Regions from separate parts of the Homo sapiens genome. Here region 1 is linked to region 2. Evidence: read pairs that join two places in POLR2A ChIA-PET (ENCODE). Cell type or tissue: PC-3. All regions are shown on one strand. Each heading gives the region's core, and the rest is flanking DNA. Links, peaks and the distances in the headings are about the cores only. Region 1 overlaps PARD3 (par-3 family cell polarity regulator). Region 2 overlaps PARD3 (par-3 family cell polarity regulator).

Region 1 (16,775 bases), core at 7,216-9,715, 290 kb before region 2:
TTATTTACATGGTTGGCAAGATATAATCATTTAGGCTGCTAAAATAGTCTGAAAATAGCTAACATGAAATCCATAACAAAGTAAAAATGAGGTAGGAAAAGATTATACAAGAATTTTGGTTGATCTCAAAGATAATGTTTTCAAATCTGTGCTTTCAGTGCTTTTATTTATTTATTTATTTATTTTAGAGAGAGAATGGAATGATCTGTTGCCCAGGCTGGATTTGGAATCCTGGGCTCCAGCATTCCTCCCAGTTCAGCCTCCCAAGTAGCTGGGATTACAGGTGTGCACTACCGTGTCCAGTTTTTAGTACTTTTTGCTAAGCTCACACTCCTGTATGTTTAAGGAGATTCTGGTTTGGGATGGTAACGACTTACCTGAACATGTCTCCCAAGCCCTTCAGCATTCCCTTCTTGGCTTTCATTTTATCCTTCTCCTTATCTCTATCTTTCTTCTTTTCTTTTCCAGTTTTATCCTTTTTTCTATCAGTCTTATCACCTTTCTCTTGGTTTCCATTCATTTGTCTCTCCAGAGAGTGGGAAGGCTGATCACTGGCTGTGGATACAGACTCTCTCCCTGATCTTGAACTTTCTTCTGTGTCTTCTTCCACTTGGAAGGAAAGAAAAAAAAATAGGGACACAGTGAACCAACGCAACAAAAATAATAAAGCTAAAATACATTCAAGGACTTTACTTTCCCACACTTTTACTGCAGTATGGCCCTGCTAGCAACATGGACTGCAATGCTGTTTAACTTTGAGTAGAATTAAAATGGAACATGTGATGTGGATGCCTCCTACGTGAAGATCGTGTGCCAAGTCAGTAGCAGCAAAACAGCAGCTTCCTGGTGGGATGCTGATGCACCCACAGAAACACCCTCTAAGAATCAGATTGTACACTACTAGGGGGGTGCCAGCAAGACCTTGTTATACAGCGCAGACCTCTAAGGGTCCCGTGTACTATATTTGCAAGATGAAAAGAAAGAAAATAAGCAGGCCTTCCCAAAGTGCTTCCTTTCTTCTTGGGTAAGAATAATGCAGATACACTCTGGCCCCTCATTAATTTGCTGGACTACACCATTCAATGTCAGCACAAGGACTTCTTTCCTTAGGCTCCCAACATATCCTGCTCACACAGAAGAGCAGATTATTTTGGCTTATATCTACAACAGATCTGCACAGCCTCTGTAACTCTTCTTTGCATAAGGCCAACATCAGAAGTAAATGCTACTATATATTCTAATCCTAAACAATCTTGCATGCCTATCTGCATCATGGCGGCTGAACAGAGGTAGAGGGAGCCATGAAAATGAGTAAATCAATAAGTGCACTTCTCTGGACTTTGCAGATAAAAGATCTGCTTAGTGATAACAATATTCCATTCCTTGAACCAACACTTCGTAAGCACATGGTCCAAGGGCACTTCAATACCCCAAACTTTTTGCAGTTGAAAGAACGACAAGTAACTGAAGTAAGTCTCCCCCTACCAAAAGAGCTTAAACATTTCTCTATTAAATAAGAAGCAGAGAGACACGTATGAACATCCACTCTCAGAAATCTTTCTTTCGAGACTGGTCACCTAAGGTTCTCCTCCAAATACAATGAGAATTATAGGGGGCCATAAGGTTAATTACTCCGTGAATTCTTAAGTCATTTTTCTTTTTCCAGCATCAACAAAGAAAGTATAGATCATTATTTCTGAGTTTCTTATAACAAAGAGCCAAACAGAATGGTTCGGCCTCTTCCCAAACTTTTGCAAAGAACTGACCTCCAAATCAAGTTAATATATCCTCAGTAAAATTCAGTCCTTCCTCTCTACCAGCAAGGAGCACTTTCAATAGCAATACACAATTATCGTGGGTATAATAAGACCAGCTAAAAGGGTCCCAATATCTTAGATTTCTGCTATTAAACCCTCACAAATCTGAAAAGAGACTATCAAATGGTGGTATAGCTACGCCCAAGTAACACAGTTGTGTTTTTTTGTTAAAAAGCCAGCTATTTATCATAATGCAAAAAACAAAGCTCAGAATTTTTTTATTTTTTTTATTTTTTTGAGGCTGAGTCTCGCTCTGTCGCCCAGGCTGGAGTGCAGTGGTGTGATCTCGACTCACTGCAACCTCCGCCTCCTGGGTTCAAGCCATTCTCCTGCCTCAGCCTCCCGAGTAGCTGGGATTACAGGCGCCCACCACCACGCCCAGCTAATTTTTTGTATTTTTAGTAGTTTTGTATTTTTAGTAGTAGAGTTTCACTATGTTGGCCAGGCTGGTCTTGAGCTCCTGACCTCGTGATCTCCCCGCCTCGGCCTCCCAAAGTGCTGGGATTACAGGAGTGAGCCACTGCACCCAGACTTTTTTTTTTTTTTTTTTTTCTTCTTCTTGAGACGGAGTTTCACTCTGTCACCAGGCTGGAGTACAGTGGTGTGATCTTGGCTCACTGCAATCTCCACCTCCCGGGTTCATGTGATTCTCCTGCCTCAGCCCCCCAAGTAGCTGGGACTACAGGCACACGCCACCACACCCAGCTAATTTTTGTATTTTTAGTAGAGATAGGAATTCACCATGTTGGCCAGGATGGTCTCGATCTCTTGACCTCATGATCCACCAGCCTCTCCTCCCAAAGTGCTGGGATTACAGGGGTGAGTCACACCCAGCCCAAGCATATAAATGACTTCAGAAACGTTAGCCTTCCTCTGAACTGCGAGTTATCTCATTGTAAGCCATTGTCTTCCTCCAAAGGACATGGTGGCTTTTAAGAAAATTTGCTCCTTTTCCTCGCTATTAAGATATAAATAGTAATTGTGCACGTTTATTAGAAGAAGCCAGTTACAACTAGAAGGACATAGTGAAAATCCATAATCTTACAAATAATACTGAGTTCAGGCTATAATTTTTTGTGGTGTACACAGAGCAGGGAAAGAATATCCTGGCAGTTGGCCCAAGGGCTTACTAATTATGTGCAGCCTTTTCAAATGAGAGCTCCCCCAAAGAATGTAAACATAGCTCAAGCAGGGCTGTAGTGTGTTGCTTAATGCCCTTGAACATGGCTGTGTTCTATCTGCTTGTGAACCAGTACTTCAGGTTTTTGAGATATGGGTGTGGCCACAAATGTGAGATAATTGACCAAATAATTACAGAACAATTCCCAGAAGTTCTCTGGAGCTATAAAAACCTAGGTCTATTGGTATACTCAAACTAGATAAATGGAAGCTAGTGAATTTTGTATAATTCCTGCATGGAAACCTCCTTTCACCTATACTTCCAAAGCTCTTTATTTGTACAATCTTTTATTATTGCACTTCTCATATGATATCACATACATGTCTCCCTCCCATTCTCTAAGCTCCTCAAATGAAGACTGTGGGGCAAACAGCAGCTGCTCATAAATGGCTGCATAAATGAAAGACTTTTGGTAAAAACTGACTTGTGACTTTATCCTGACCAAAACTTTATCTAATCGCCAGGTATCACCATTCCTCTAGCTTTAGAAAAATGCTTACTGTTCTCTCATCAAGCCTGACAAGACTAGCCACAATCTGACTACAGTAACACTAGGTAGGAATGCTCATGATATTTGGTTTAGCTCTAATTAGTTTCTGGTATATTTTCATGCTATTATTGTTAGTGCTGTATGCATCATTTAATAGATTTTACGACCCTCTACAATGTCTGAAACTATAAACAGAAAAATGAGCTCAATAAATGTAAATGATTTAGTCTTCCACAGCAACCATTATCATAAATCATGAATGGAACTATCAGTAGCGATTCTGTTAGTTTTCTGCCTAATAGTTTTGGCAGAAGTTCAAGGGGCATATGTCGGCTCTTGGCTTGGGAACAGAATAATGGCAGTGCCTTCACAACTCACTATATGCTGAAGTCACGTTTGTTGCCAATTCTTTTCATATTCAAAATAATTTTCTGGTGTATGTAACACAACTTATTTTCTAAAGTATGTGAAATAAAGTAGTATGAAATCAATTATTAGCTTCAGGTTTTGTAACCTCATTTTATAAAATTAAAAGTCCTACCTCTGTTTCCTGCCCCAAGCCAGTGGACTGTTTAAAATGACACTTGCACATTGGAGGATTCTTTATGCTTGTTCTGAACATTCTAAATTAGATAATACATTATCACAGAAACTCTTCTGGGGGTGTACTGATTTAACTAATCCCTTTGAATGCCAACTAATTAAAAATATTTAGCAATATGTAGCTTCATATGTACAAACATAAGATGTTCTTTTAAAGTACTGAATTATATATACTTCAAATTCTGAAATTATTTGATAGAGAAAAATCTTTATCCTGCTCCTATGCAGAAATATTGTAGTTTCAAAAGCTCAAATAAATTGGTTACACATGCTTAATTTTTGAAAAAAATATACATATTCAAAGTCACTGATGTACTAGTCAGATTTTAGGTTTTAAAATAAATCTGTACATTTAATACTAGCTTTATAATTAGGTACATAAAATATCTTTATTCCCTTAAACGAACATGCATATAAACAATTTTTCAAGTAAGAAAAGTACTAGTAATATATCAGCAATAAATGGCTTGATCTATTGTGTTCATACAGCAAATTACAAGGTAAGAACTAATCATAAATTTACATTTAGATAATGTACTATTTTAAGTGCTATATACATTTCTTGATTTTTTTCTCTTTAATTTTGCTCATTTTGACAGACTATTTGCTTTCCTTTTGCAGATACCCTACACAAAGAGCGATGATTATCTCCTTCCAAACAAATAGAAATTTCCATTTTTGACAACATTTCTGCCTGTTTAAACCTGCTCTATGCACTGAACTATCAGCTATGTTTCCATGTGATTACCTATAAAGATAGGCACTTTCAAGTTTCTTTTTTTAAAGAAGGTGTAGCATGAAGCTGCTTATTTCTCTTTAATGTGGCAGAGTCATTCTGCAATTAAGACATACCTAATTACCATGTTTTCAACAGATGCAAATGGAGCTCAATTAAAATTCTAGTCCATGTTACAAATTAAGGCACTCAACTCTGAAAGGTATCATGTTAGGACTGGATCACCAACAAGTTTGGAAAAGATCGGGCATTTACGTGTTAATGATGATGGAGAAAATGACTTTGGGTTTTCATTGAAGTGCAAAGTTCTGCAGCTACTGCCATAAATAATCTATTTCTATCTAAACTTTACAAACATTTTACAGTCAAGGTTGACTCAAAGCCTCAAGGTCATTAGAGTCTATTTCCCCCCCCCATTGAGAAGTGATGCTACTGTTGATACTATAATTTCTGTTGGCCGCTTATCCAAAATCCATTTCTCCCTTTATTCTTCCTAATAGAACTCTGTGTCCAGGAATGCAACCTAGCTCCAAGGGGTGAATTCATTATTAAGTTTATGGATGCCATACCCCTGCAGACTTGCCAGTCCAAGGTTATCAGACCAAGAATGGCCCCGTTGGACTCAATGGACATATCCATGCTTAGGGAGAGGGCTCATTCCCTTCTGTTAGACAGCAATAAGACAGTAAAAGGCCTCTGAGCCCTAAAATTACCCTATGGATAGCTGAATTATGGAATTATTTTGTGGGTAGCTGACTCATGGATAGCAGAGCAGAAGGGGCAGAAAAATGTTGGGTCTTTGGAGAAATCTCTCTGAAGAACTCTAGAACTCAAGTTATGTAGGAAAATGTATTTCCTTATTGTTTGAGTTGGTCTGAGTTGCACTTTCTATTACATATAGCTGAAAGCATCCTAAAAGGTACACTGCATAAAGCAAGTGTTAGAGCAACTGTGGAATATCTATTGTGTTATTTGTCTTAAGTGTATAATTTAGCAGTAAATATCATTTTAGGTAGCTTTGGCAATTTTACTAGATTTAAATAATTTGTTTAGATTTGCTACTAGATTAAAATGAATTGTTCAATGGGTATAAATAGAGATATACAAAACGAAAATATCATAGTATTACTTTGTATTTAAAACTCAACAATACTCTCCTCTGAGGGAGAGGCCCCAAGAAGCATCATTAAATACTCACTGAGCAATTAAATGAAGGACTGAATAAGCAGCCAACAATATGAAGAACTGCCCTTTGTTGCACCCATTTAACTATGAACTACCTTAGAATTAGGAATACTTAGTAATAGGAACACAGATACTTGAGCAATTTACAATTTATATTGAAAGATAAAGGATGAAATGTAAAAATTCTACACAGGGTGACTCAGTCTTCACAAGCTATATTCTTAAAACAAAACTTTTAAGTTAAAATGAGACATTCAAAATAGAAAATTTCACTGGATTTAGTAAATCCACTGACCACTACCAATTTCTGTTAGTGTTAGGTAAAAAGATAATACAACTAAATGAGGACTGGACTTTCAGTCGCTGCAAACTCCTGCATAGGAATCAAGAACGCTGGGGACATAAATATTGTTTTTATTTCTTATTTTGGTGGAACACTTTGACTTTGGAAGAGAAAGAAAGATGTAGGAAATGAACAGCTAGTGATACACAGATGGTGTCGAATAACATGATCTGCTCTTCTGGACTCTGACTTTTAACATTAGAATGATGAGCTCTTGGCAACAGAAAAACTTAGCTTTTCCTGAAAACCAAAAAAAGGAAACCACACACACACAAAGCTGGCATGAAACAGGAAGACTTTAGAGCTTTTAGACTAATACATGGGGTGAGAATAATAACTGATATGATGAAGACTGTGAGGAGGTAAAAAAGCTATGAAGGAATCAGGTGACATTTATTAGTGGTATTGTAGAGTGGTTTCAGCAACTGGGAGAAAGTTCAAATAGATGACTCCTCAGACACTCTACTCTAAAAATAGCTCTATTTCATTTTTAAAAAACCTTTCAATATATGTGGGTGAAGGAAGAAAAACAATAGGATCACTCTTTTAAAGAGTTATTACCAAAAACCTTTCTTCACTTTTACTTGACATTCTAAACTTCTCTTTAACCCATCCCCCTCAAATGAAGCAGGTAAAATGCTCCCACAGATAATGGTAGAATGTCACCTCCATTATCCCTCCCTTCCCTAGACAATGTTGCAGAGCAGGCACAATGAGGGTCACACCCTCAATTTTCTGAACCTTCGCAAATTCGCTTTTAGTGTCCAACTGATTTTAACATTCAAATGACGGCCCACAGTGGATGCTGTTTTCTGTCCATGGGGACAATTTAAAATGAAGCTGAAGGCTTTTTAAAAACCAATTCTGACCGAAAGGGCTGGCTACACAATCGAAATGACAGCATTCCTAACCCTACAGTTGGAATTGCCACTGAGAATTTTATTTTAATCAAGGAGTGAGCTTAACGTACACAACGTCTGTTTGAACAACATACAAACTATTATTTATGGTCAAAGAAAGAGATTTCAGGCCACTGCTCAGACTCTTTTGAGTGAAACACAAAAATTAACAGCATAAAAATGTTTAGAGATTATAAAATAGTGAATGGCTAGCAATGCTTTACTTTGCTTTTGTGTGTGTGAGGAATCAGAATGCCTGCTTCCCAAAAGCGAATGTTCTTACCTACCATGAAACATAATCTATATTGAGTGATCCGCAAAAATTTCCTGATGTTAAAAAAATAATTTATACTAAAAAGTCTCGGATGCACTGTGTAGAATCAGCTGGAGCTTAAGAAAAACTAGATTGTCGGGGGAAAAGTTTCTTGGAGAAGGAAGATGACAGTATAATATACACACATTAGAGGGCTGGGGAAGAAAGAAGATACACCTCACGAAGTGTGCACCGCATGGCACAGGCAAGGGTAAGCACGGACACTTGAGGGGCTGTGAGAGTCAGAAGGTGACTGCAGAGCTCACTGGGCACATCTAGAGACAGGAGGCCCAGTTGGGAGACACTAGCAATACCTTCTGATATTAAATAACGAGGGTCCGGCCTAGACTGCAAGTAAGGGGTGAGATTAGATTACATGTGGAAAGATTAAGAAAGCTTGGTAATGGAGTGGTGACACAGTGAGATGATGATTCCAAGTTTCTGAGCCTGGAAGTGCTAATGAGAGAAATCACATCATCATCATCATCCATCTTTGTGTGAGAGACGCTAAGCCCGTAAACAGTTTCTTCCTTTGCTCTGGTACTGCCAAGCATCATCGCTCACCTGGATGATTGTACTACTATCACAGAAATTAGCTCCTTGCCCTGACGTTACTACTTATCATCCCATCTCAATAAGCCACCCTCTACCCCAGAGTCCCATCATATTATTTTATTTGAAATGCAAGTAATTTAAAATAGTCTGTGGTTTGCTGTCTACATCTTTTTTTTTGAGATGGAGTTTTGCTTTGTCGCCCAAGCTGGAGTGTAGTGGCGTGATCTTGGCTCACTGCAACCTCCGCCTCCCGGGTTCAAGCAATTCTCATGCCTCAGCCTCCGAAGTAGTTGAGATTACAGGCATGCAGCACCACGCCTGGCTAATCTTTGTATTTTTAGTAGAGATGGGGTCTCGCCATGTTGGCCAGGCTGGTCTCGAACTCCTGATCTCAAGTGATCCACCTGCCTCAGCCACCCAAAGTGCTGGGATGACAGGCACCTACATCTTAAACCTCACTCCTCACTATGCTCTCACCTGCCCCATACACACCAACCTAACAGAACTACTGCAGCCCAGAGATGGCTCCCCATTCCCTATGTTCCATATTTCTCTGTGCATCCAGTTGAAGACTCTCAAGCAGTAACACTCAACTCGGCCAATACCTCTCTTCTGGAAATCTCCTCCTCTACTTTCCTCTCCTCCCTAATTCCACATCAGCTGGGCACCCCTACACCACCACCCCCTCCCCAGTGTCACACTAACTTACACACTACAATGGAACTGAACCACACTCCTTATCAAGTGCTCATTTATCCACTGGGTTGAATCATCCCCCAACCCCGAGCCCTTAGGAACTAATAGCCTAAATATCAGACTTTAGGTACACACTCTGCAGTAGTTTTAGCGCAATGGGCTTTCTGTTTGGAAGTGTGTTTCATATTCTAGAAAAACCACAGGACTGAGAATTAGAAGATACGCATTCTAAGATTCAGTTCCTAAGTGTAATCTTAGTCAAATATATAGATACTATTTCCTCTTAAAAAATGGGGCCTGGTGCGGTGGCTCACTCCTGTAATCCCAGCACTTTGGGAGGCCAAGGTGGGCAGATCACGAGGTCAGGAGTTCAAGACCAGCCTGGCCAACATGGTGAAACCCCGTCTCTACTAAAAATACAAAAATCACTTGGGCATGGTGGCACATTCCTGTAATTCCAGTTACTTGGGAGGCTGAGGTAGGAGAATTGCGTGAACCAGGACCTGGGAGTTGGAGGTTGCAATGAGCCAAGATTGTGCCACTGCACTCCAGCCTGGGCTACAGAGTGACACTCTTTCTAAAAAAAAAAAAAAAAAAAAGTTAGAAATGAGGATTCTATCATTCAAAACACTTCAGATGTCAATATTCATTGCACTTTCTGCTAAGTTACATTTTACCTAGAAAAAGAAATGCAGAGAATACCTTTGGTTATTTCACAACCATACACCCATACTATGATCAGAAACCTCCTAAAAATTAATCGAAGCTCCCTTTCTTAAACTGCAGGTTAAGTATATGTATCATTTTATTTGCATAAAATGATGTGATAGGTTATTCTTCTTCTTAGCATTTCAGAACAAGTATTTTTATAGATCAACATCCAATTATCCACTAAAATGGATTAACCAAATAGGAAACAGTTTACAAAGTACTCTGACTTTGAAATCTGATCCCAAATTCTTCCACAATAGATTTACTGTAATCCACTGTGTTTTGCTTATGATAAAATTATACTTAGTTTGCATTATTTTTGCTGAAATAGGTGGTGATGAAAGGTGGCTAGAAGTGGGTAGAATACTGAGAGTAGAAAATGAGATATCAAAGGCAATATGTTATTTCATAGCTAATAAAACAATAACAAAATTCCCCTAGAAGCTCTCATATTAGTTGATTTAATAATGTAAATTCAGTTTCTTCAAATTTCATACTGAAAACCTAAATTATGTGTATTCTGGAGCAGTGCTTTTCTCCTATCTCTTAATAAGAGCTCTATAGGAAATTATGCAAGCTACCTACTTCATGTTTGAAGACAATGCCTTCATGTTTGCAAGGCACAAAGTTTGTCACATTTAAAATTCTGAACTTGATATATCTTAAAATCAATAGGTATAATTAATAGGAGATATTTAGTTTTGCTGTTTCACTTCCTCAACCTTAACAAAAAGCTGTTACAAAACTGAGTGCAGGGCTTACAATTTCTGGCAACTTTTAATTACGAAAAAGTAGAATTAATGTATTTTTTAAAAGAAAACAAAGCAATCTTACTGCATGCATTTTCTTGGTAGCAATAGAAACTGATTTATCATGGGGAGGAGAAGTCGCTTGCTGAGAGCCAGGCTGGGCATGTAATTTGCATAGAAGAGGGAGCAGATTGTCAATGCCCTGACCTGTCAAACACAGGTAGGGCCTCGGAGATAATGGGTCCCAGAATACAAAGCTCCATCTTGATCCAGACAGACGCACACAACATGGAGAGGCCAGATGGATTAAATGAGACACAAAAATGCTGGCTTCTGCCATCTCCACAGGAAGAATGTAAGTGCTGCAGAAGATGACAGATACCAGATACCACATGGATCCCACCCCAGTCTCTTGGCCCCATTGCTGTGCCCATGCCATGATTTCCACACTGCTGAGAAGAGGCCAGCCTGTTCAGTGCCATGAATATAGTCACTGGGGAGGGGCTCGACCCAACTGACAAAAGCAATCAACCATGCCTACGCCTATGTGTCTTACTTGTAAAGAGGAAAAGTGCCACATGATGATAGAAATCAGAGCCTGCAGCACGGTGCAAGGAGCTCTCTGTTCCTGCTGACCTCCATAACTAGCTTTTCCACAATGGCTCAGTCTCTAGCCACGCATTTCCAGGGTGCACTGCATCCTCAGGAAATGTCCCATGTGACAAAAAGACCATCTGCCTAGACGAGGGTCCTCTTTTCAGATCCAGGTTCAAGGGGGATGTGGCTTTTTAATTTCTACGGGCAGCTGTAACTGAGTTGGACCATCGGGACAAGAAAGAACCCACTTCCCCTGAGGCCCACTTAGCACAGACAATAGAAGATGTTGGACATGCAGCCAGGGGACACATAGCTAAGGGACAAGCCCAGAAGGGCAAAAATGCAGGAGCATAGCCACAGAGACAGCAAGTCCAGAGACTCCGCTGTGCAGGTCCACAAGCCAGACGCTGAAAATGGTGTGGTTAGGAAGCCGAAGGAGGGCTAACTGAGCCAGCCTTCTTTCCAAAGCTGGAGGCAGAAAGTGCCTTCGCGTCTTCAGTTTTATGTAAGCTGACAGCCACCAGCAGTAACACCACATTTGATAGACAATTTTTTTTTAAACAAAAACAAAGAGTTTGCTGAAGTATTGAAGATCTAGTGCATACAAGGTCCAGTGTGGGATACCTCACTCACCCACTCATCGATTTGGCAGACATTTATTTAATTCTATGATTTGCCAAGCTTTGTGTTTGGTAATGCAAGATGGAAATAGATGGGGTGTTTTCCACATGGGCCTCGCAAAAGGTGAGGGGGTTAGCGTGCCAGAAGTAGGGCAGTGAGGGGGTACATAGAATCATGGAATGTTAAACTAGGAAGGACTTCGGAAACCATCTAAACCATCTAAGCCAGAACTTTTACAACTTTTTCCTAAATACTCAAAAACACCCTTTTTAAAAACTAAAATTTACAAAGGATCCCCATGTACAGAAGTGAGTAAAACAACTGTGAAGGTGGTGGTGGGGGGAAGGTGACACTGGTGGCCTTTCCCACTCTCCAAACCCATTGAGGTACTGCTCCTGACCAGAGATCACAACACACCAGTTGAAAGTCAATTATCTAGTCCAAATCTTCAGTTTTACAAATGAAGAAATTAAAGCTCAAGCAGTTGAAGTTTTGACTAAAATCCCAAATTACTTAGAAGAATGTAGAGGAGGATGCAAGTCACCTGAATTCCACTTCTGTGTTCATTCCACCCTATAAACACGATTTCAACAACCAAAATTGGAAAAGTTTGGAATTTACAATAGTTGCCATTCATTTGCCATATGCAAAGTTCAGAAGACTGGTATGCAAAAAATAATAAAAACAGGACTTTTGAAAAATACAACATTTGGTGGTTGTAGGTGCAGCGTGTTTTAGGGCACCTGCCACACGTGTATTTCCCAGGTCTTGTCCAGAACTTTATCTTTGGTTTGCAAATTGTAATTTGCCTATCCATGTGTTTCATTTCACTTTTTTTCTCTGAAGGACAGATACATGAATGAACTTTAATATACTGTTATTTCTCATTTTGTTTTTTAAAAAATAAGTTTATATAGGGACAAAATCAGATGTCCATGTTGGTGGGACACTCTGGAGGCTATCCCTACAGAATTAAAAATATACCTTATATTCATATGTATTCTATCTCCTGTTACATTTGAAATGAGTGAAATATTATAAGAGCAAACTGCATTTTTTAAGGAAAATTAAATAACATTTTAACCAGAACAAGAAAAAAGTTCAAAAGCATCATTATAGATACTTAAAAAATATATATCAAGGGGCCAAAGCATAGTAATTTTTGATTAAATATACACCCAAGACAGAGAGAAGCAAGCTCTATAATTGTCAAGTAATATTGATTAGGATGGCAAGGAACCATTATTACAAAGAGAAAAAACTCAATAGGGTCGAAAGCTTATATGACTCAGGATCTTGGAGACCAGGTTTGGCAGCAAAAATAGTAAATATGCTCCTCATCCTGCAAGAATGGGCTGCATATATTCACAGCCGGGAGGAAGAGGTGGGCCTGGAGAGGACACCAGGAGGCTGCAACTGGGTCTGGAGAGGCTGACCTAAGGAAGTTCTGGGCCTGGAGAGGCCGCCAAAAGGGAAAAACTGGGCCTGGAAAGGCCCAGTTGTGAGGAATCTGATCATAGTGACAAAACTGCCTGGATTTAGATGGAGAATCAGGTGGAGGTGGAGAGAAGTGTAGCAATCCTCTAAGTTATGCTTCGCATATTACATTATGACAGAAATATTCATCTTCCCAAACGCATTATATGTATAAGCATTATACGTATAAGCAATGTATATTAACGTATATATACATATACATTATATGTATATGTATATATTCTCAAAATGTGATCTTTATTACTTAAAACTCTTCTTCCCACGAAAGTCTTTCTTAGGTATATGTGATAGAAGTGGTCCACTCAAATGTTGAATTGCAAGTAATTTACAATCTACACAAATTATCTCTGGTCTCTGCCTTAGTTTTATTCTGTGGTCCCTCCAACTATTCGTACAATAGTTTGATGGTTGAGTCACATTTGAGGTTAAAACACTAAAAGGTAAATTAGTAGTTATGAGCAATATAAGATAATCAACAATTTTCACTATTAGGACTCCTAAGCCCTTTTGCTTCTTAGTAAATATATCGGTAGAGTTTTTCCATTACTTTTTAATAGAATGTTTACTTTAATATAAGAAATGTTTAACTCTCTGGAAGGATATATTTGTACCTATCTATAAATTATTTTTTATTCAATAAACCATGGAAAACATTCATATTAACCTTTGACTTTTAATAATCTTGGCTTTAAATATTTTGCAATTTCAAAATAAACACACATAAATATAGCTTGCTAGTTTAGTTATAGGAAAGAATGAGTAATTCCTGAAAGCAAAAAAAGAAAAAAAAAATGTTTTTAAGATCACAGATTATTACAGGTACTCAATGGAGACATCCTATTTGAGACACTACAAAGTAGTGGTTTTCAAATATTTTGATCTCAGGATGACTTCACACCCCTGAAAATTATTAAGCACTCCAAATAACTTTTTTATATGTGGATTATATCTAGCAACATGTACTGAATTAAAACTGGGAAAGTTTTAAAATATTACTTTTTAAAAACAAGCAACTTCGTGTTAACAGAAATTACATTTTTTACCAAAAAATATATATATTCCAAAAGAAGTGAGAACAATGGCACTGTTAAATATTTTTTCAGAATTTTTAGTTTAATATTGGCCTGTAAGACAGATTCTCATATCTGCTTCTGCATTCAATCTAATGCAGTATCACAGGACATGTGGCCTCCAAAAAACCCCAGTGTATACTTATAAGAGAATGTGAGTAAAGGGCAAATAATATCGTCTTATTATGAAATAAGAGATTATTAGACCTCAGAGATCTCAGAGATTACCCTGAAGAATCTTAGAAAACTCCAGGGCTCCCTGGAGCTCACTTTAAGAAATAGAGTCTAATTTTAATTATTATTCTTTCAGCCATTATAAACTTACAGGTCTCCATGCCTTCATCATCATCATCTACCGCGGGTTTATCATAAGATTTGTCGATGGCAGCTCTGAAGCTCTCATTGCATCCCCTGCCTCTGATTATCCGCGGCCGTGGACGATGGAAAGGAATATCCCCATTCAAAGTCACCTCGGCAACTGCGGTCTGCAGACTCTCCAACGAGCTTGACTTCTTCAGACCCAGGGAAGGACCCACATCTCTGCTGGGAGAACCTGGGAGGTTTACAAGAAAAAAAATGTTAGTGTGAATTAGTGAAAATTATGTACCTGAATATGCACTGTCGAAAACTTCAGGTACATAACAATTATTTGCTCAATGATGAGTTCTGGAATGCAGATGGAAAAGACAAAGAATAAATGAAGTAATAGTTGCTAATTTTTATTTTTCCCAAACTTATATTAGATTTGGTCTATTTTCTCTCTTTGCATTAGGAAAAACTCTAAGTCATTACTTTTTAAAAAAAATTTCAACAGATGAAATTGTTGTCAAATCGTTTTGCTCCGGTAATAGGAATAATCTAAAAGAACCAGAATAACCTGGAAGCTCATTTGAAAAGCAAGGGAAGATGAGGAGAAGGCTAAGGTCAACAACCAAGAATAAGCTTTGCACTTAATTAAAACCTTTTTTTTTTTGGCAATTTAAAATTCTTTAGAACAGAAGCTAGACATGCACATCAATGTGCATTGTCAAGTCTCTTCCTTGCTAAACTGCAGACCCACAACACTGCATAAGGAGTAAGACCACGGGGGCCAACATGTCACCAAAACAGTTAGGGCAACCTGGCAGCAGGCAGAAACCCAACCCTGGGAAATATGGATATTCTATAGGAAGAGTAACACAAGCTTTGAACGGAAACAGATTACATAAGGGCTCTCTCTCAGAGGGAAATAAAAAAGGAGAGACTGGATATGAGTACTTCTATCTCTAGGCCTGGGAACAATATGTTTGAAAAACAGGTGATGGACAGAAGAAAGACGACTTAGCAATTAACCAGAACATTTCATGAGGATGACAGGGACAAATTCCGGGAATTAAAAATTTGGCTCTATTTCCTGAGGATCTAGGGCAGAAGGACCCAAGATAATACCAATAGTACCAAGTTGTGGAAGGCAATCAAAACTGATTTCTTTAACCAGGTAAGACAGCCTCATCCATCACTGCCTGACCTGATACTCAAAGGTAGACTAATTTAGCTTCCGGATGACTGAAATACCAGCTCTGCACCACCACCTGGGCAATCCAGGTTATAGAACTGGTTCTTCATATATACAGTTAAAAAGACAGGTGAAAAAAATAGAGGGTAGGAGAAACAAAATAGTTTATCTCTGCATGGGGTCATCAGCCCATATGTTGATCATGTTATTACCCAGAAGACAAATAGTTGTGACATAGGCTTTTCACAGCTCAGAAAATAAAATAGAATTAAAATTACACTGAAAGACTCAAAACAAAATTTAATTTTTTAAGATTCACTGATGTTAAATGAAGCTATTTTGGGTAAGAATAGATATGTTTAAAATGTAGTACAAACAGGAAGGCAAACACATGATTCTAATGAAGAAATAATATTCCACAAATTGTTGTGCTGGAAAGAAAAAGATGTCATATTTAGCTTTCTCAGTGCAGGTTTGTCTATATTTCTTTATTTTATGACAAAAGTTCATGAGATTTATTTCTTTGAATGAGATCCATCTTACTTTTTCTCTGGGCAGCACTACAATTTTTGACAACTGCATTTTCTAAATTACTCATAAAAGTCATGTCATGGGAAGAAAAATGAATTTTGTTCCAAAAACCTACATAATAAGAAATGAAGGAATAAAAAAGAATGGGAAAAGATCATTCCTGGGCAGGGATATTTACCTTTATAGTTCCTAGAATTAGCACTGGAAAGATCCTTTTGTGAATAAATGTCTATCAACTTTCATAATTTACCAGCTATATTTGGCTTCCATACACATGTATTGGGCAAATATTTGGTGCTTTCTTGAGTTTATTAAGGATATGTGTATGTGTGTATGTATTTGTATGTGAGTATATATCATGAATAAAGATTTCATGCTTCCAGAAAAAATTCTCATAAAAACACCATTTATATAAAGCTTTTCTTTGTGTAAAGTTAGCTGAGATTTTACTTAGTGTACTGACAGCAATAAAAACTTAAATAATAAATTTCAGAAATGGCATGAGTATTCATTGAAATTGAGTGTCCCTAAGCATAAACACAGGCAAACTTGGAAAGAAAAACAATGGTCAAAGTATAATTCGATAAACGATAATTTTGTAAGTGCAATTCAGAGCATACCTACCTATTTGTTTCCCTAAATTCATAACACTCTGAAATAACCTTTTGGCAAACTGTTGACCATTGT
Region 2 (16,775 bases), core at 7,450-9,949:
GGGAGTAGAAGGATCAGAGGAGGCAGAAAATGAGCACAGAATGAAAACAGAAAAACTGTACCAGAAAACATTAAATTTGCATGTGGTACTCACAGCAAAAAGAAAAAGATGGGCAGGCAGTAAGTTGGTTTAGGCCACTGCCCTGAGCTCAATGACAGACAGCAACCAAGGGCACAGTACACAGAGAAAACTGTCCGACACGCAGCCAATCCCTCCATAACCAGATCCTGGAGTAAGGCGGTGACGGTCAAAGGTGTCTTCAGTCCCAGGTGCGTCCAGGAACAAGAAATTTAAAAACCATCCAGTTTTCCCCCCAAAACCTGCTACCTTAAAATCCTCTTAAGAAGTGAGTAAATCCCCTCAGGCCACAAAACAGGGACCAAAAGCAAGGGCAAATGTCCGAGTGAAACAAACTGCAACCCATCAGTCAACAAGTACAACTAATTTCTTGTTAGTCTTCCCAGTTTTCGGAGGAGAAGGAAACTGGGTATGAGATGGTTAATACCAAGTGTCAACTTGATTGGATTGAGGGATGCGAAGTATGAACCCTGGGTGTGTCTGTGTGGGTGTTGCCAAAAGAGATAAACATTTGACTCTGAGCTGGGGAAGGCAGATCCACTCTTAATATGGTGGGCGAAATGTAGTCAGCTTCCAACAAATTTAAAGCAGGCAGAAAAACATGAAAAGGAGAGACAGGCCTAGCCTCCCAGCCCACATCTTTCTCCCATGCTGGATGCTTCCTCCCCTCAAATATCAGACTCCAAGATCTTCCGTTTTGGGACTCTGGCTCTCCTTGCTCCTCAGCTTGCAGATGGCCTATTATGGGACTTTGTGATCGTGTAAGTTAATATTTAATAAACTCTCCTTTATTTATATATATATAAAGATATATAAAATATATATAAAGATATATATGATACATAAAGATGTATATGATATATAAAATATATAGAGATCCTATTAGTTCTATATTACATATATATTTTCAAGATTAAAATTATAAAAAATAAAAGTGTACTTTATTGAACTATAAGCAACAAAGATATTGACAAATCTCGCTATACCGTCTACTGAATGCGAATATACGGCAGAGATAAATTCTGACAAAGTCACTGATAAATTTGCAGAAGACTCAAAAGAGAAACTGCAATGCTATTACTCATTACTGGACAGATCAATATATAAGTTTACATTTTTCACTTTTCAAAAAAAATCTCAATGTTACTAAAACCTATTAGTCCATTTCTTTTTTCCTTCTTTGTACAGTAATATTTATTTTTAACTGATAGAATTAAAAATTGTAGATTCACTAAGGGAAAACTTTCACTGAGTTTCTCTTCTGGTGATTATTATTATATGTTTCCTGCTCTAATTATTAATGAAAATAATTTTGTTGTACACTAGGGTGGTGTAAAAATAATCCATGCCGGATGTCAACTACACTAGGTATGCCACTGATCTGAAACAGCCCCAAAATGAAATTTTTTTTTTTTTTTTTTTTTTTTTTTTTTGAGACGGAGTCTGGCTCTGTCACCCAGGCTGGAGTGCAGTGGTGCAATCTCAGCTCACTGCAAGCTCCACCTCCGGGGTTCACGCCATTCTCCTGCCTCAGCCTCCCGAGTAGCTGGGACTACAGGGCGCCTACCACCACGCCTGGCTAATTTTTTGTACTTTTAGTAGACACGGGGTTTCATCATGTTAGCCAGGATGGTCTCGATCTCCTGACCTCATGATCCGCCCACCTCGGCCTCCCAAAGTGCTGGGATTACAGGCGTGAGCCACTGTGCCCTGCCAAAAATACTCTTAAATATATATATATATCTCCTATATATATCTCCTATATATATATATATATATCTCCTATATATATATATATCTCCTATATATATCTCCTATATATATATATCTCCTATATATATATCTCCTATATATATATATCTCCTATATATATATATCTCCTATATATATATCTCCTATATATATATATCTCCTATATATATATATCTCCTATATATATATATCTCCTATATATATATCTCCTATATATATATATATCTCCTATATATATATATATCTCCTATATATATATCTCCTATATATATATCTCCTATATATATATCTCCTATATATATATATCTCCTATATATATATATCTCCTATATATATATCTCCTATATATATATCTCCTATATATATATCTCCTATATATATATCTCCTATATATATATCTCCTATATATATATATCTCCTATATATATATATCTCCTATATCTATATCTCCTATATATATATATCTCCTATATATATATATCTCCTATATCTATATCTCCTATATATATATATCTTCTATATATATATATGAGGAAAAACTCCCCTTTATATAGATATATCCTATTAGTTCTTTATATATATACAGAACTACATATATCTATATTACTATACATATATAAAGGGAAATGTGTGTGTGTGTGTGTGTGTGTGTGTGTGTGTGTGTGTGTGTGTGTGTGTGTGTAGTTCTGTCCCTTTAATAGAACCCTGACTAAAACAGCGTATGTCTACAGATGTGTGCAGGTGTGTACAGTCACGTGCTCCGGGTGCAGAGAAAGGCAGTATAGGCACCACAAACTCAGGCAGAGTCACCCAGAGGAGGAGAAAGATGAGGCTGGAGGCAAGTGGAAAAATCATGCCTGCCGGATCCAGTTCCCCTCCTCAAATCTGCATGCTGTGGAGCATGATTTTCAAAGATTTCTTTTGGTTGGTTGGTTTTTTCTGGGACTTGGAAAATAAAGAAGCTACATTTTTATAAAAGTTGGAGCATCAGCCTGGCATAGTGGCTCATGCTTATAATTCCAGCCTTTTGGGAGGCTGAGGCAGGAGGATCACTTGAGGCCAGGAGTTCAAGACCAGCCTGGGCAACATAGTGAGACCCCCGTGTCTTCAAAAAAAAAAAAAAAAAAAAAAAAGTCTGTCTATCAATAAGACAGCTCTGGCTGGGCATGGTGGCTCACGCCTGTAATCCCAGCACTTTGGGAGGCCAAGGCGGGCAGATCACAAGGTCAAGAGATCGAGACCATCCTGCCAACATTGTGAAACCCCATCTCTACTAAAAATACAAAAATTAGCTGGGCATGGTGGTGCACGCCTGTAGTCCCAGCTACTCAGGAAGCTGAGGCAGGAGAATCGCTTGAACCCAGGAGGTGGAGGCTGTAGTGAGCCGAGATCACACCACTGCACTCCAGCCTGGTGACAGAGAGAGACTCTGTCTTAAAAAAAAAAAAAAAAAAAAAGACAGCCAAACACAGCTGGAGCATGAGCATGTAAGTAGCTGTCCAGATTTGTAGATAGATGCATAAGATGAGAGGCCACGTTGAGAAATGTGTTTCAGCACAAATCTTAATCTTTGGGGGCCCATCTAAGTTCCTGGAAAACTAGTACCAAGTTTTCTTCACCTTACAGATTTCGAAACTGACAGAGCTTCACCCTATCCCACCCACAAAGTCATTACTCAAGACCCATTAAAAGTGTAAGAAATTCCGGCATTTTACAGATAAATGCACAACACAGGCAATATGTATTTGCAAACAACCCTCCAGGGTACACACAAATATGCTAAAAAATGCAGTATTTCACAGACATATCAGAAATAAGAAGATGACAACCTCCTCAAGATGAGGCTTAAATGATGGATTTTGTGCCAACAATAGGAATTCTTAATGCATAACAGCTAGAAGAGCCACTGAATAATTAAGTAACTTCCTGGGATAGTGGGAGGGAAAAGAGTGCAAATGTAGAATGAATGGATTTAAAAAAAGGGATATTCTGTGTTTTGTACAAATTCTAATAATTACACAAATTCCAAATGACAGCTACCCTAGGTGATATCTGTTCACATGATCCTTTTTCTGTTGCAAATATGTTGGTAAAAGGCAGGAAAAGGTAAGTCCATCCTTTGGCACCTATAAGATACTTCTGTTTGCATCATGGACACACTCCTGTGAGCTCAGTCTGCAGTCTGTGGAAGGACCAACGAAAACTTTAAAGATCTAGAATGTTTAGGGCTAAGTCAACTCCCACGCCATTCTGTTGTCTCATATTAGAATTAAGAACCAAAGCTTTGTGAGAAACATTTAGGTGCTTTTCTTTCACCTAACATCAGATCAGAGCAGGCTTTGTGGATACCACCCACCCTGGCATCAGCACAGATCTCCCATTTATGTATTTATTTATTTATTTTGAAGCTCTGTTGTCAATGTCTTGAAATTCTTAATTTTTGAACAAAGTGCCCTGCACTTTCATTCTGCACTGTGTCCTGCAAATCATGCAGCCAGCCCTGAGTAATCCTGAGGAAGAGTCTTGTTTGTTCTTAGGGGCTCACTCCTCTTGCTGGCTGCTCTCCAAACTCTTCCACATACTGACATGTGTCAAGCCTCTCAATGCTGCACGGTCCCAGCACAGGATGCTGCAGCCATCAGAGCAGGGGATTTCAGTTCTTCTGAATTCCATGCTGGTAAAACATACTAGAATTAAAATAGACTGACAGCCACCCACAACCGTTTCTCCATGATTTCTGCCTCGCTCTTCCACAATTACTACCCGCACCCATAGATTCTTGACAACGTATATAGCGTAAGAGATAATACAAACGTTGGGAAAGATGGAAATCATTGTATTCTCCATTACATATATTTAAAAAGGACAAAAAACCTTCCTAGAGCCATCTAGTTCTTAGGCACCACCACAATCAGCTCTCTGTATCCATGCATTCTGCATCTATGAATTCAACCAATCTCAGATTGAAAATATTCAGAACAAAAGAATACAGTAAAAAAGAATACTTTTTTTTTTTTTTTTTTGAGACGGAATCTCACTCTGTCACCCAGGCTGGAGTGCAATGGCCCGATCTTGGCTCACTGCAACCTCCACCTCCCAGGTTCAAGCAGTTCTCCTGCTTCAGCCTCCCGAGTAGCTGGGATTACAGGTGCCTGCCACCACGCTCGCCTAATTTTGTATTTTTAGTAGAGATGGGCTTTCTCCATGTTGGCCAAGCTGGTCTCGAACTCCTGACCTCAGGTGATCCACCCGCCTTGGCCTCCCAAAGTGCTAGGATTACAGGCATGAGCCACCGCACCCAGCCTACAAATTTTTAAAACTAACAGGGTATAGCAACAATTTACATAGCATTTATATTGTATTAGGTATTACAAGTAATCTAGAGATCATCTACAGTCTACAGGAGAGTAGAAATAGGTGATACGCAAATACTGCACCAACCAATATGAGGACCTTGGGCATCTTCAGATTTTCTCTCAACTGACTAGATAACCCCTGTTAACAGATGCATCAAAAGGCCCAGAACATTTAAAAAATCTTTACAATCCTAAGATTCCAGGAATGAATAAGTCATTCATAATTCGACTAATTTTGGACTCAAGTCAGTATTTCCTCTAAAGCAATGGCATAGACATCTTTAAAACTAACAATTCTATTTAAAATTTAGAATCCCCAGGTACATTTTCAACTCAGTTATTTTTGTCAATTAATTATGAGTCTAAAATTAATTAATATTCACACAACATTAAAATAAGATTCCTCTGTCAAAAGCAGGCCAAAATTATCACCAGTAGATAAATATAAGCTCCAATAATTTAGCATGAGAAAGTCTGTAGGGCAGGTTTTGTAAAAATGGAAATTTCAAACAATGCAAGGCAAACACCACCAATCTCAATACTGTCAAGACTGTGTGGATACTGAAACCTGCTCTTAGAAGTATACCACACTCCTGAGATACAGAGCCAGTTGGTTAAGGAGCGTAAGAAGAGATCGAGGTCTTGAGTACTTACTTCCCTCTTTTTGTTTGTTTAGAGACAAGGTCTCCCTTTGTCACCCAGACTGGAGTGCAGGGGCACAATCATAGCTCGCTGTATTCCTGAACTCCTGGACTCCAGTGATCCTCCCGTCTCAGCCTCCATAGTAGCTAGGGCTATCTAGCCACCATGTCCTGTTATTTTTATCTTTTGTTTTGTCGAGACAAAACAAAAAACCTGTTGTGCAGGCTGGTCTCAAACTCCTGGCCTCAAGCAATTCTCCCACTTCAACCTCCCAAAGTGCGCCCAGCCTCTTACTTCACTCTCTTGATCGTGTTTTTAAAACCAGCAGAAATTAGCAGAATGTTACAAAGTGCTAGGCAATAAACTATGAGACGAGAAAAATCATTTGACATTACCGTCAGAAAGGCTGGGAAACCTTCTGCAGAATTATTTTTATTAAGAGTAGTGAAATTTCTAGCTAGTGGAAATATACCAAAACTTAGGCGGAGGCCAACTGTTTCAAAGTTCAGAATTTTATACCAAAGGGGCCTTTTATTGAAGCTCTGGTTATTCATGATAGATTCATCCACATCTACTCTAATCTCTGGTAGTATATTCCTACACTATTTAAAGTGCATTCTATTGGCAACGACTGGAAGTAATATTAAATATATCGGCTAGGGCATGTGGCAAGAAGGATGAGAGTCATTAAACTCTCCTGAAGTTCCAATCAATAATCCAGGTACCTAGCAAACCATCCAGGGAACGTGAAAGTTGCTGAATGCTCTTGATTAGGAGGCCACCGATACAGCTATTATCATAAGAAATGCTCTGATACATACAAAGAAAAACTGTCACTACATTCTGTCACTGTTTAAAAAATTTAAAAATGCCAGTACTCATCAAGAATTGGTCGGACATTATGGGAACAGAATACTCTAATATTAAACAGAAATCTAGGCTTAGAGCAGTTAGGAAGATGACCCAGTAACCCAAAAAGGGTTACGTGTGGACCTGAGTTAATCAAAGAAGGAAAAATAAGCATGCCTGTAACCAAGAATCAGTGTGAGGAAAATTCTCAGGAGCCAGTATGATCGTGGGTGAAATATGGAGTTCCTAGAATACGCTAGACAGATTAGGAGTTTCCTTTTTTGAAATATATATATAATGTGGTTGCTGACAGCATTTTGTTTTATTTCAGTTTATAATCTTTATTGTTTCTGAGCAAAATTAAACTGCTAAACATTGTGTATGTATGATTAACTAGTAGGTATACTCTAAGTTTTATAAAGTTTGATATGCAATAGAACAATTAGAAGTACCCACAGCTTTTGATTACTGAAAATATACAAGACCTATTTATGTCTGTAAAGGGTGGTGTGTGGTGATGGGGAGAGGTGGGGGGGAGTTTGAAATTTTCAGCTCTTAATGATTTTAGAAAGTAAGCAGCTCCCAGGGAAATACATTCATGCAATGACAGAAAAAGTAAGTTGCTTTCTTTTCCTTTTTAAAAAATACCTAGTTGCTGAAAATATTCTAGTCTTTGAACAGTTTAGCAGAGTTGAAACCGGTCTATGTTAACGATGCATTCCAAACTCAGTCCCAAAAATAGATGAAAATCATGCACCTTGAGTGAGGCAGAATAAGGGCCAGTTTATTCTTACATGTATTAATGCTTCAGTGCTCGGATAAAGGAAAACTGTGATGGCTGGTAAAATTAATTATAGCTTTCAAAGGTATTCTCTGTTTACTAGCTACTTCTACAACATAAGGTAACATACATATAAATAAATGTTTTCCATCACAACTTTGTACCTTTAGTATGACATTTTAGAAACATTTTAGCTGACTTAGTTTACTAACCCTTGGTTAGGCATTACCTAACCATGTACTATCCGAACTGGAAGGCAGAACAGATCAAAACCAAACCATCAAAAGGAACGCAGAGCATACACCAAGGAAGGCAAGGAAAAGACACATGCAGGAGTAATTTCGGGATTTTCTGATGCCTTTTAAATTTAATTTCAAATATGACCAGAAAAATTAACTTGACAAATCACAAGATTAATACTATTTTAGAATCCCTTCCTTCTAGACTTCTCATAAGGCAAATCGGAATACAATTATAGGCTGTCTAGGAAAAAATCTGGATCTTGAACCAACCACAAAAATCCTGTTGACTCCTAAGGCCCCGTACGCAATTTTCCATAATGAAATGGGGACGGGAGAGAGCTAAAAACTGCTGAATTTATTTTCATCCACGTACATGAAGATGGGAAATAAATGTGATACATTTCTTTCTTTTTTTTTTTTTTTTTTTTGAGGCGGAGTCTTGCTCTGTCGCCCAGGCTGGAGTGCAGTGGCGCAATCTCGGTTCACTGCAAGCTCCGCCTCCCAGGTTCACACCATTCCCCTGCCTCAGCGCCCCCCCTACCCCCCCGCCCCGAGTAGCTGGGACTACAGGCACCCGCCACCACGCCCAGCTGATTTTTTGTATTTTTAGTAGAGACGGGGTTTCACCGTGTTAGCCAGGATGGTCTCGATCCCCTCACCTCGTGATCCGCCCGCCTCGGCCTCCCAAAGTGCTCGGATTACAGGCGTGAGCCACCGTGCCCAGCTGTGATACATTTCTAATAAAGACACTGAAATGTAGTATGCATCTGTTCATGCAGTATATAACCTATACAGAAACATAACCATAGGCTAGAAATGTGTGTATTTAATTGTATGTTTATGCCTAAGTGTTTGAAAGCTGTGTTTAATATGAAAAATAATAATAATTAAAAACAATTTTAACAAATCCTATTCCAAATATACCACCAAAATATTGAAATATACACACATTTTCCCTATCAGAGAGAAATTATTCTTTAGGAAGAGGACAACCATTTTGTTTTTAAAGCCTAATACAACGGAAGGTTAAAAAACACTTAGGAAAAAGAAAAAATAAAAAGTAGCTCTTTACCTACTTTTTCCAAAGGATCGATATGGACGTGTAAGATGACAATCGTGTGAGAGGCACAATGTCTGGTGCTCTACATGCACAGTCCTAGCTCAGCTCCTTAGGAATTTCACCCAACTTTGGCAAAGCCATGTGAACCTTGATGATTAATTTCCTTATCTGGAAAACTGGGGCAACAATTCTTACCCTAGAGGGCTATAGTGAGGTTTTATGAGCTAATGGCTGCAGAAAGCTTCTTAATGCTGGTATATAGTACCAGACACAATGAATAAAAACCACTGTTGCTAGTCATCATAGCAATGCTGCAAGATGGATATCATTATTCTCATTTTGGGAAAATATGAAGGTATAACTTACTTGCCTGTGAAATAATTGAGCAATTGTGGACTGGAAAACAGCTGAAGAGGTGATAAAGTAAGTTGAACAGCCAATCAAATAAATAATGCTAGTTACTGTTTCTCTGTATCTTCAATAAAAATTAATCTTTTAAAAAGTTAACATATATAATTATCCACAGTGTACAAAACCTAAACCTACATAGGTGACCATAAATCAACCAAAGCTACAAACAGTACAAATATTAATAAATATTTCTACCTAAAGTCCAACATACAAAGTAACCCTTTTTTCCTGAATTTAAAGGCATGCTCAGAACTAGCCTACGATTGCTCAATCATTTCAAGTTATTTTAAAGCATTAAAATAAGTGTATCTTTGCACTTTTATAAAAATACATTTAAAACATAGCAAAGTGAACAACAAATCAAAAAAGCAAATTCCCCTCCTGATTAACCTGTGTGCACATACACACACACTGACCACCTGCTTTCTTTTTGATTCAGCTTTTAGTATCACCTTTCTTAGGGCTTGCTAGTGAATTACAAAGATATATAAAAAGAAAGCAGCCCCAAAACACTTTTATGGCTTGAAATTGGAGTTCAACAACATCTGTGCAATTACGAAGTATATCTTGTAGGAATAATAGAGCTATGTATCATAAATACATACCAGTAGCCCAATGGTAAAATCATTAACTCTTACTTAATTACTACCCACTCTCTGAAATGCACATGGTCCAGCTTACAATTAATCATAATTATTCAACCTCACAGCATAGCCCCACACAGCATCCAGAGGATTCGCAAATGTGTGGCTTTCTTATTCATTCTGCCTATTATAAGAACAGAAAGAAAATTCAGACACAATGGCACCACAGGAAAAAGGGCAAACAAATTCATTTCCTGTAGAATAAAAAAAAGGTTTAAAACATAGTTTTCTCGTCCACATTCTCCGGAGATCAGCTTCCAAGATTCTCAGTTTATGGGAGAAACCAACTAGGGTGAATGTGGAGAAACCATTTTGCATCTTTTTCTAATAACTTTAATTTTTAAACTTGCTTTTTAAAATGATGTTGCATCACAAGCTACGAATTTATCATCTATTGTCAGCAAATCTTTTCCTGAACTAACTTATTCAAGATATAAAACTATAGCAAACATTAAGAATGTACTACCTAGGCTATCCTTATAGGAAAAGTTTATAAACAGGGAAACATGAGAACATGTATACTCATACATACATGTGTTTGTATGCTTGATCTAGCTTTCAAAGGCAAACAGCTAAATTCAAGAAAAGAAAAAAAAAGTTTTCCTACTGTAAAAATGTATTCCTTCTTGGGAAAAGTAATAATATTAAGTCAACCAACATAGAAAAGTAATGTGAGGCCAATGACCTCTCTCCTTTTGCTCCGCTACATGGGATGAAGGACTAAATCTCTCAGAGGAAGGACCAGGAACCTGGGAAATTATTTCAGAGTTGGCGCTAAAAAAACAGCTAACCAGAGCAGAAGCTCTGGAAACTAATTGAAAATATCAAGAAGTTCTCTAACAATGAGTAGTCAGAAGATTAAGGGAAAAAAAGAAATAAAAGCCATAAATTTAAAAGAAACCAAGTCAGACATTAAAATAAGTGTCCTATTCTAGGGTAACAAGGCTGATTATGAATGATAAACAGTTTATTAACAAGTTATCTCATTGGACCCAGATCATTTCTTTCTTTAAATCATGCAGGCATAAACATAACTAAACATAGACATGTATTTTTAAATGTTTTAAATATAAATGTCTACATATATTTAAAAGATTTTAAAGATGTCTAAATGTCTAACACATATTTAAAACATTTTTAATACTGGTTGATATTTTTGCTTAACTTTCTAAATAAAAATTAAGTACATTTCCTATTGCCCAAAGTGATCTACAGATCGAATGCATCCTTATCTAGACACCAAGGACATTCTTCACAGAAATGGAAAAAAAATCCTAAAATTTATATGAAACCACAAAAGACCTCAAATAGCCAAAGTGACACTAAACAAAATAAACGAAGCTAGAGGCATCCCACTACCTGACTTTAAAAAACGCAAAGCAGGCCGGGCACGGTGGCTCATGCCTGTAATCCCAGCACTTCGGGAGGCCAAGACGGGTGGATCACAAGGTCAGGAGATCAAGACCATCCTGGCTAACACAGTGAAACCACGTCTCTACTAAAAATACAAAAAAAACTTAGCCAGGCGTTGTGGCGGGTGCCTGTAGTCCCAGCTACTTGGGAGGCTGAGGCAGGAGAATGGCCTGAACCTGGGAGGCGGAAATTGCAGTGAGCCGAGATGGCGCCACTTCACTCCAGCCTGGGCAGCCTGGGTGGCAGAGTGAGGCTCCGTCTACTAAAAACAAAAACAAACAAAAAAACAAAAACAGAAACAAAAAACAAAGCTACAGTAACCAAAACAGCATCAGCATGGGAGTGACATAAAAACAGACACATGGACCAAAAGAACAGAAATAAATCCACATACATGTAGCCAACTGATTTTCAACAAAGGCAAAAAGAACATACATACAGTCTCTTCAACAAACACCACTGAGGAAACAGTGTAACCATGGGCAGCAGAGTGGAAGTAGACCCCTATGTCTCTCCATATATAAAAATCATCTCTAATGGATTAAAGACTTAAATGTAAGGCCAAAACTCTGAAACTACTACAAACAAACACAGGAAAAAGGCTTCCCGACATTGGTCTGGGCAAAGATTTTATGGCTGAGAACTCATGCAACAAAAGCAAAAATAGACAAATAAAATTATATCAGACTAAAAGCTTCTGCACAGCAACAGAAGCAATGAAAAAAGTGAAGCGACAACTACAGAATGGGAGAAAATATGTGCAAACTATTCATCCACCAAGGGAGTAAAATATACGATATATAAGAAACGCAACAGACAAAAACCAAATAATCCAATTTAAAAATGAGAAAATGATCTAAATAGAGAGTTCTCAAAAGAAGACATACAAATGGCCAAGAAACATATGAAAATATGTTCAACATCATTATTCATAAGAAAAACGCAAATCAAAACCACACTGTGATGTCATCTCACCCCAGTTAGAATAGCTGTTACCAAAAAGACAAAAAATAACAGATGCTGGTGAGGATGTGGAGAAAGGAGAACTCTTCTTGTGCACCCCTGGTGGGAATGCAAATTAGTACAGCAATTATAGAAAACAGAATGAAGTTTCTTCAAAAAATAAAAAGCCTGTAATTCTAGCACTTTAGGAGGCAGAGGCGGGTGGATCACCTGAGGCCAGGAGTTCGAGACCAGCCTGGCCAACATGGTAAACCTGTCTCTACTAAAAATACAAAAATTAGCCAGGTATGGTAGCACATACCTGTACTCCCAGCTACTTGGGAGGCTGAGGCACAAGAATTGTTTGAACCCAGGAGGTGGACTTTGCAGTGAGCTAAGATCGTGCTACTGCACTCCAGCCTGGGTGACAGGGTGAGACTCTCTCAAAAAAAATTAAAAAAAAATTAAAAAAAGCAGAACAATCATACATCCAGCAACCCCACTGCTGCATATACACCCAATGGAAAAGAAATCAGCACATCAACGAAATATCTGCGTTCCCATGTTCACTGCGGCCTTATTCACAATAGACAAAATATTGGAATCAATCTAAGTGTCCAGCAACTGATGAACAGGTAAAGAAAACGTGGTCTATACACACAATTGAATACTATTCAGGCAACATGAATGACCCTGGAGGACGTTATGTGAAGTGAAATAAGTTAGGTACAGAAAGATAAATACAGCATGTTCTCACTTGTACATGGAAGCTAAAAAAGTTGATCTGGCTGGCTGTGGTGGCTCATGCCTGTAATCCCAGCACTTTTTGGGAGACCAAGGAAGGAGGACTGCTTCAGCCCAGGAGTTTGGGACCAACCTGGGCAACACAGGGAGAACCATCTCTACCAAAAAAACAAAAGCCAGGTATGGTGGCATGGGTCTATGGTCTCAGCTACTCAGGACACTGAGGTGGAAGAAACATATGAGCATGGGAGGTGGAGGCTGCAATGAACCAAGATCACACCACTGCACTCCAGCTTGGGCAACAGAGCACCTGTCTCAAAAAAAAAAAAAAAAAAATAACTAAATTAAAAAGTTGATCTTGGCCGGGGGCGGTGGCTCACACATGTAATCGTAGCACTTTAGGAGGCCAAGGCGGGGATCTCTTGAGGTCAGGAGTTCAAAACCAGCCTGGCCAACAAGGTGAACCCCATCTTTACTAAAAATACAAAAAAATTAGCCAGGCATGGTGGCAGACACCTGTAATCCCAGCTACTCAGGAGGCTGAGGGAGGAGAATCACTTGAACACGGGAGGTGGAGGCTGCAGTGAGCCGAGATCACGCACCATTACACTCCAGCCTGGGCGACAGAGCAAGACTCTGTCTCAAAAAATAAATAAATAAATAAAAATAAAAAGTTGATCTCATAGAAGTAGAGAGTAAGCCAGTGCTTACCAGAGACTGGGAAGGGGAAGGTAGGAAGAGATTGGTTAACAGACACAAAATTACAGCTAGATAGGAAGAATTAAGTTCTAGTGGTCTAAGGCCCTGTAGGGTGAAAACAAATACTAATGTATTGTGTATTTTCAAATGGCTGGAAGAGAAAATTTTTAATGTTCCCAATACAAAGAAATGAAAAATGTTTGAAGTGACTGATATACTACTTACCCTAATTTGACCATTACACATCACTTAAATATCACACCGTATGCCATAAATATGTATAATTTTTGTCAAAAATAATAAAATAATGTTTAAAGTACATTTCAATTTGTCTATAGATAACACAGTATTTGGTCCACAAGACCACAACCAAGTGATTATTTCTCAAATTAAAAGCAAAGCACACACAGACTGAAGGCAAGGGAGACATGAGTAGGCAGCCTTCATGGGACTGGCTTCATAAATTTAAACTCACTAAAGGGATGCCTCCTTCAAGGAATAAAGGGCTACACTCTAGGGGCTCAGCCTAGAGAGATCAAAATTATACATTTATTTTTTTTTACTTTTTTATTTCTCAGATTGGGTTAAAACTGTGAGAGAGAAAACTTTTAAAACCTACAGTTTGTTTTGAAATTTTAAAAGTAAAACATTTTAAAGTATTAGCTATGGCTTCTCTATACACTGTGGCACTCAACTGTATTCTGATGGAAAAATCACTTTCTTTTAATAGAGGACCGTCAAAACTATGACCTTTCTAAACTATAACCACAGGGCTGTTTAAAACATTAAAAACAAAGCACAAATCCTCTACCAGTTCCTCTGAAATTTGGGCTTCCTAATCTGTATTTAAATTTTTAAGAACTTTAAACATAGCTGTATTTATTAAGTGTTCAACGATTTTCCATTAACAATGACCTACACTCAATTAATGAATCCAAATAAAAAAGTCTTTTAACCTAAGACCTCCCAATATCAGAAGATGTGCAAGTCTCCAAGCTCCTTAGAAATTCTTAGTTTGCTTCAAAATAGTGACTCCCGCAAACACTGAAATAGATTCCTTTTCCAGCATACTTAAAATAGCTTTTCTTAACTCTTGGTGACATCAAGTGACATCTTGTACTGTGAAGTCAGAATGTAAGAACGCTTCCACAACAGTGGCAAAGTAAGTCACAATTCAGGTAAAAATGAGAAAGTGACATCTCCAAAAACAAAGTAATAGCACTCTGGTAAACATGCCTATCAATTCATTTTAAAAAAAAAACTGGACCCAAAAAATAATAGACCCAAACTGAACTAATGGTATGTATCAATCAGGAAATAGATGAGCCACTTTCAAAACTTCAAATGTCTTCTTAGCTAGGACATCCTTCCTGACTGACTGTTTCCAATAGGATTTCCAAAATATCACACTCTACACATCTAAGATCACACCACTTTCCACCCGTTCCACATTCCTGTCTGGCAGAGGCACTGGCTTTTTCCAACCTGCTGGAGTCATGCACACCTCCTCCTCTCTCCTCAGTTACACAGGTGACTCCTCAACACTAAGGTAATATTTAAGGTCAACCACAATATGATCCCAGTCTCCTTTCTGGTTTCACTTGGTGCCACTTCCCTAAGGTTTCCTCTTTGTCCTCAGAGCACACCTCGTGATTCTTAGAAATTAGCTTTCACTCATCCCACAGCCCCTCACTGGATGCTCTAGAGTTCACCAATATAGTCCCATAAAGCCTTTTTTTTTTTTCTTTTTTTTTTTGAGACAGAGTCTCAGTCTGTCACCCAGGCTGGAGTACAGTGGCATGATCTTGGCTCACTGCAACTTCCACCTCCTGGGTTCAAGCAATTCTTGTGCCTCACCTTCCCAAGTAGCTGAAATTACAGGCATGCACCACCACGCCTGGCTAAATTTTGTATTTTTGGTAGAGACGGGGTTTCACGTGTTGGCCAGGCTGGTCTCGAACTGCTGACCTCAAGTGATCTGTCCGCCTCAGCCTCCCAAAGTGCTGGGATTACAGATGTGAGCCATCATGCCCGGCCCACAGTCCCATAAAGTCTTTACGGTGTAGCTCAACTCCACCTTCTCCTAAAAAATTGTGTTGTTCTCTCTTCAACTACAATGGTGATGCTGACACTTATGAAGTTTATTGGCATTCAAATATTTATTGAATGAATAAATAGCTTAAATATCCTGCATTTTATTGTATAGAATTATAATGTTATTTGCCAACTTTTTTCTTTTTTAATTTTTATTTTACCACCACCACCATGAGATTGGAATACTCCAGCATGGGTAGTCATCTCGTTTCTCACACTGCTGAATCTGTCTGCTGTGATGCTCACATTGTTATGGAAACAGTAGGTGCTCAAATATTTAATGGAGTCTCAGAATATAAATAGCATTTTAGGATCATCTGGTTTAACTACCAGTTAAAAATCTTTGAATGTCCTCTACAATATTTCTACTGCTCACCCTTTACCTGAACTCCCTTCCTCCACAGGCAGCCAACCTCAATGTTTGAGAGCTCTGACTTCAGGAAACTGTTCCTGACACTGGCTCTCCAGCCTTCTCCCTGATATTGTATAAAATAAGCTTACCTCTCTCTGTTTCTGCATAATATAATAGCAGAATGAACCCTTATGAAGGTTCATCCCTTCATGCATTCACTCAACAAATACCTTGAGGCCAGGCACCTGGGATATAAAGAACACACACACCACCACCACCTCCTCCTCAGAGACCCCACTCTCATGGAGTTAAAAATAAGCATAAAATATAGATATTGTTCAAATAATCACCCATGCCATATATGCCCAGATCATCAACCACTGGCATGTGGTATAATCTCACCTCCCCTTGGTTATTCTGTGTTCTTGCTCCCAAATGCCACCAATTTATTCAGAAGACATCACCCACCTCCCTGACAACCAAGATATGACTCCTACTCCTCCACTGGTAGCCAAAGCAGTGAAACCCACGCCCATTTGTGATCCCAGATCCCATTTATAAGGTCCAAATTCACCATTCCTGGAAACCAAGAGGTTTTTTGTGATGTAGGAAGTGTCTCTCTTCCTCATTCCCCCATCTGAAACAGGAGGACCCATTTTGCAAACAAAACATTTCACAAAACCTTAATACATAAAAGAGCTGAAGTCAACATTAGC

The links. ChIA-PET counts read pairs that join two places held together with the same protein. Peaks named below come from ENCODE experiments on the same cell type or tissue, not always from the same donor. Only the 100,000 strongest peaks of a DNase experiment are listed, where the experiment ranks them.
Region 1: POLR2A ChIA-PET joins it to region 2 with 5 read pairs; 2 of 35 experiments call an interaction of 5 or more read pairs at or near these places.

The regions. Positions count from the first base shown.
Region 1 is chr10:34,316,730-34,333,504 of GRCh38, forward strand. It overlaps PARD3 (par-3 family cell polarity regulator), which reads right to left. Exons shown (of 25, transcript NM_001184785.2): 19 at 14,388-14,615; 20 at 378-609. Among named protein-coding and RNA genes, the nearest start is that of LINC02629, 420 kb to the left of the region's middle. In PC-3, for the core only: no CTCF peak of the experiment used is centred there; no DNase peak of the experiment used is centred there; H3K27ac peaks cover 180 bases.
Region 2 is chr10:34,603,700-34,620,474 of GRCh38, forward strand. All of the region lies in intron 2 of PARD3 (par-3 family cell polarity regulator), which reads right to left. Among named protein-coding and RNA genes, the nearest start is that of PARD3, 200 kb to the right of the region's middle. In PC-3, for the core only: a CTCF peak has its summit at 8,941; a DNase peak (open chromatin) is centred at 8,942.